Linked DNA regions of Homo sapiens: region 2 is linked to region 1. A link is an interaction called in ENCODE POLR2A ChIA-PET data of the cell type or tissue named here. Cell type or tissue: GM12878. All regions are shown on one strand. Region 1 overlaps AUTS2 (activator of transcription and developmental regulator AUTS2). Region 2 overlaps AUTS2 (activator of transcription and developmental regulator AUTS2).

Region 1 (2,500 bases):
TACCTGTAGTCCTAACTACTTGGGAGGCTGAGATGGCGGGACTGCTTGAGCCCAGGAGTTTGAGGTTGCAGTGAGCTATGATAGCACCACTGCACTCTAACCTGAGCAACAGAGCGAGATCCTAGCTCTAAAAAAATTAAAAATTAAAATAACTGGGTTTGAGTATATAATATTGTTAACTATAGTCACTATGTGGCATAAATAAAATTTGCTAAGAAGGTAGATACTAAGTATTCTCACTATAAAAAGAAAAGCGGTAACTATGTGGAGTGATTGATTAGTTTGATTTTGAATATTCACAATGTATACTTATATATCTCATAATCAAGCTATATACCTTAAATATATGTAAATACTTTAATTATCAACTATACCTCAGTAAAGCTACGGGGTGGGGAAGAATGGAGCAAACACTCTGCAGTCTGTCATAGGCTCCACCTCTCTCTAATAGAGAGGAAATCATAAGGGAATAGCTGCACAAATATGTTATCTGCTCAGCTGTGAGGTATATGCAGACAGATGCAGGGGAAGGCCAGCCCTTGACTCTAAAGTAGGAACTCAGTAAGGGCCCAAACAACTCTTGTTTCCAGCTGAAAGTAGTTGGGGGGGTACTAATATTACCTTCAGACCTCTTCCTCAGCAACTGACCTGAAGTTAAGTGCTCAGTCAAGCTTATGAAAAAATAGAGAACAAGGTATTTCTATGAAGAAATTTCTACAAAAAAAGAATTTCTAACGGCTTATGTACCCAAAGAGTTCTAGTATCTCTGCCTGCAGTTTCTGCTACTGGCTGGCCACCCTTCCAATGAATGGGAAATAAACAGAAGGCTGGGTCTCCCCAGATGTTGGAGAGCATTCCAGCTGCCGAACACAACCTGTTTGTAATTTTCTACTCAACCATCAGAATGAAAACACAAACCTTCAGAAAAACAGGCCCTTAAACTTCCTCCTTACTGCTGTTAGTGGTTTCTTTAATCTTTTAAGCTCTTGGGCTTAATACAGCAGCTGCCATCAAGAGTACTTATTGTTGCTGAGAATAGAAGGAAAGAAAAAAAAATCATACTAAATTCAGAAACGTGGATTTCCATTCTGCCAGAATCTAGGCTAAATGGCAGGGGTGAGGGGGACACAGTGATAATGGGAATCAGAAAGAATCACCACGTGGAAGCAGACTGGCTTGAAAGGGGCATCAGGCGTGTCTAGTGTGCTTAGGGAATTACTTTAACTCCTCACACCCCACCATTCTCCAGTTCCAACACTAAGTGCCATCCTTTTAGGACAAGATCTCTTAACAGATTCTTATCAAACAACATTGAGATAGGTTTTATGTAAATAAAGCACATGAACCCTTCTCTAGAACATGCCACTAATTTAGGGGAGGGAGGAGGGAAATTCAAAATGTAAATATCCTCAAATGTCATGGCTACACAACTTGAGCATAGGAAGAAACACATTTCCTGTCATCTAATGCAGTGATCCTCAAATGTGTCCAAAGTGCCCTCCATAGCAGAAAAGACTGATCACAAAACAAGGGATATCTATCTGTGGCCTGCTGTATGGACAATATTTCTTTCATTTTTGTGTTAATATCTTTAACACTATATGAAGATATATGAGTTCCTTTCAGTCTTTAATATGTTTGCTTAAGTATAAAATTAATGTCTTACCAAAAGCCTCAAGTGAATAGATATGAAAGGCAGGAAGATATGCCTGTTGTGTCCCTTGGGTGTTTATACTGTGACTTCATGTAGGTCCTAGTATATTGTCACATTTTCCAAAAAACACACAAGGAAACATGATCTAGTCCAATGCTACAGTTCTGATAACAGGGAAAAATAAGACCCACAGAGGCAGAAACTCATGCCCAAAGTCACACAACTTAGATATTTAACCCAGTATTACAACTACTAGTTCAATGGAATGCACTTTTCACTAATTTACAATGATCCTGCATATTAGCTTATAAATAGTAGAGGTAAACGAAAAAGCTTACTACTTAAGAATTAACTCCCTCCCTCAAAATTGCCCAAACCTTGCCAACCTTTGAGGGGGAGTCCCAGGACACATGCTGCTGCCCATGAACTATCTGCATTTGGAATCACATTAACATCTTAATAATTTAGTGAATGTTCAGCATTAATTACTTTCATTTGGTTAATTTAATATCATTTTTCCATCTTTATGACAAAAAGTATGGGTACACAAAAACATTTAAAGGACAAAGTAAACACCACAAATATAAATTTACACTTTCAGACTTTAACAGTTTTTGGAAGCAAAAAAATATAAATATTAGCCCTTGAGAGAAAACTACAAAAAAAAGGGTTCAATCCTTAGAAATAAAAAATGGCCATAAAAGTGCAGTAAAAAATAATTAGCAACGAAGGTACCTAGAATTTAAATCTGAGCACTTTCTCTTTAGGTAAATCGAGTAAAAATCACAAAACATAAAGTAACTGAAATAATCTGTTTTTCCTTCTTTCTAAATAAAACTGAAGGTC
Region 2 (2,500 bases), 53 kb before region 1:
AATAATTTAAAAAATATTCAGACCTTTTAAACATAGATGAGCAAATGACAAACAGCATGAGCTTTGAAGACAGACTATCTGGGTTCAAATCCCAGCTTCACCTATTGCGCACTGTGTGACCTTGGGAAAATTACTTGATGTTTCTCAGCCTCACTTTTCTCATGTCTAAAATAAAAATAAATAATCCTTACTTTATAGAACTGATGTGAGAAATGAAATGTGTAATATATGTAAAGCACGTACCATAGTGACTATCACATAATAAATGTTCAATAAATTTTAGGTTATGCCATTATCATCACCACTACTACTACCACCAGATCCATTCTGGAAAATGGCCACAATATTAATGTAAGTTTATAAGTATACAAGAGAAATACAGGCACACATAACTCTAAAAAAAAGCTACAAGGAAATATACCAAATGTAAGAGTGGTTATTAAGGAATTATGGATGACTTTGTATTTTCTGTAATAGATTTTCTACTTTCAAAGTTTTCTACAATGAGTATGTTACTTTTATACTTAGGAAAGCAACCATGATTTAGGGGGGGACAGAAAGGCTAAGCTCCCTCATTGAGGTTATCATTTTTAGTTTGTAATAATAAAGGTAATAAAACTTAAAACAAAACCAAGGTTGTCTGCATCAAATATCTTTCCTATGCATACGGCATTTTCTGCATTAACTTCTAAGTTCCTGTTTGCACTAGGTAATGCAAGAAAAATATTGGAAGAAATAGGTGTAAAAAAAGTAATTAAGGATAAACAGCCCTGTGAAAAGATGGTATATCCAATATGCCTAATTCTGCTTTGCGAAAACCTAGGGATACGAACAAGAATATCAAGAGCAACTCCCATCCTGGATTCAATGTACAGAGAAATCTTGATCAGAAATCTCAAATTCTTATGGAAGCAAAGGTACTCCCCACAACTTCCTCTTTTCTAAATATAACCTCAGAAGCTAAATCGAAGCATCCACAGAGATGGGGCTTGTGCACAGCATTTCCCATGAGACATGACAAAGAATGCCATAGACATTAAAAGTCTGCAGCACATCCTTCTGCTCTGTTCCCAACTCTATTAACAGGCTACAGTAGGTATCAGGGCATGTGATCATTGTATAAAGGTACCACACCGCAAACTTCTTTAGAACTGGGGAAGTTGGGCGAGGATTATCAAAGCTCTTTTACCATCTGTCTGTGGAGGGGGTAAAAAAAACAACAGCAGCAGCAGCTGGTGCAAGAAGTAGCAAGATGTTGGTTCTGGAAGTGACAAGATGGGAAATGACAGGAAACAGCTTTTCACTCCTCCAACAGCAAAAGAAACGTGCAGCCCATGTTCCAGTGTTTGAAAATCTCCAGATGCTGCTCTCGTCTCACATTTCCGTAGCTTTGTTCAGACAACATCTGAAAGCCTGCCTTTCTTTTTTCAAGCACTCTCTTTCTTTAGAGGAACATACAAAACTATCAAATACAGGCTTCTCCCCCCTCCTCGTTTCTCTCAAAGGCAATGTGAAACGAATTCTAAGTGTCACCACGGAAGGAAAATAGCATCACATGAGCCTCTGCAAAATTTTTTCCAGTTGTATCCTTCAAGAAAAATGTACAACGTACTCTGGTTTCTGCCATTTGGTAGTTAAACTAATATTAGACTTTGAGTAGAACTAAGGAGCTGAGGAATAAAAAATGAACAATGAGCAATGTTCTGAGGACGGGGCACCCTATGCAACGACTCACTTCTTGGAAGTGGTGGGCCGTGCTTTCTTGCTGCACTAAACACTAACACATGCGTGCATTTGTTTCCACTTTAAATGTTAGGTTCATGAAGTCGGAAAAGAGGTAACATTATACACAATATATACACAATCCAACTGCAGAATTTCAAAGGACTAGCATACAACGTTAATCAAATATACTAATTTAGAATTGCCCCATATGCTAAACATATAAAACCAATTTTCAAAAAACTTTGGAACATGCACATAAAATATACTAAAATTACACTAACTAAAATTTTCAATTTTGAGGTCACAGATCACATTTGGGAATCTCCCTGTTTCAGGCTTCATCAGCCACTTCCTTGCCCTTGTTGATTTTGCACAGCTGGTGACCAGGCCCAAGTGCCCCTCTCTTCTTCAGCAGCCAGCTCAGCCTTTAAGATCCAGGTGGGTTCCTCCTTCCCGTACACCTCCCAAACTTCCCTCTTTGAGCAAGTGCATCTTTCCCCTGAACTCGAACAGCACATGCCTGTTATAACAGCCCCCTAGATGGTAATTCCTCTGTTCAGAGGTTGGTCTATCACAATAGTGAGCCTCTCACAAGGGAAGAGGTCATTTCTTCTTGATCTTTCTGTACCAGTGCCTGTCATAATACTTGACATTCATTTTAAAAAATATATTAATCACTACTACATGCCAGACACTAGCAATTCAAAGTATGAATAGAACACAGTTCCTGTCCCCCAAGGGGCTTAGATCTAACTATGAACCTTTACTTTTGTGA

The links. ChIA-PET counts read pairs that join two places held together with the same protein. Peaks named below come from ENCODE experiments on the same cell type or tissue, not always from the same donor. Only the 100,000 strongest peaks of a DNase experiment are listed, where the experiment ranks them.
Region 2: POLR2A ChIA-PET joins it to region 1 with 5 read pairs; 4 of 35 experiments call an interaction of 5 or more read pairs at or near these places.

What each region holds. Positions count from the first base shown.
Region 1 is chr7:69,951,928-69,954,427 of GRCh38, reverse strand. All of the region lies in intron 2 of AUTS2 (activator of transcription and developmental regulator AUTS2), which reads right to left. Among named protein-coding and RNA genes, the nearest start is that of AUTS2, 350 kb to the right of the region's middle. In GM12878, no CTCF peak of the experiment used is centred here; no DNase peak of the experiment used is centred here; H3K4me3 peaks cover 443 bases; H3K27ac peaks cover 1,385 bases.
Region 2 is chr7:70,005,312-70,007,811 of GRCh38, reverse strand. The region is part of intron 2 of AUTS2 (activator of transcription and developmental regulator AUTS2); the gene reads right to left. Among named protein-coding and RNA genes, the nearest start is that of AUTS2, 410 kb to the right of the region's middle. In GM12878, no CTCF peak of the experiment used is centred here; a DNase peak (open chromatin) is centred at 1,016; H3K4me3 peaks cover 1,224 bases; H3K27ac peaks cover 940 bases.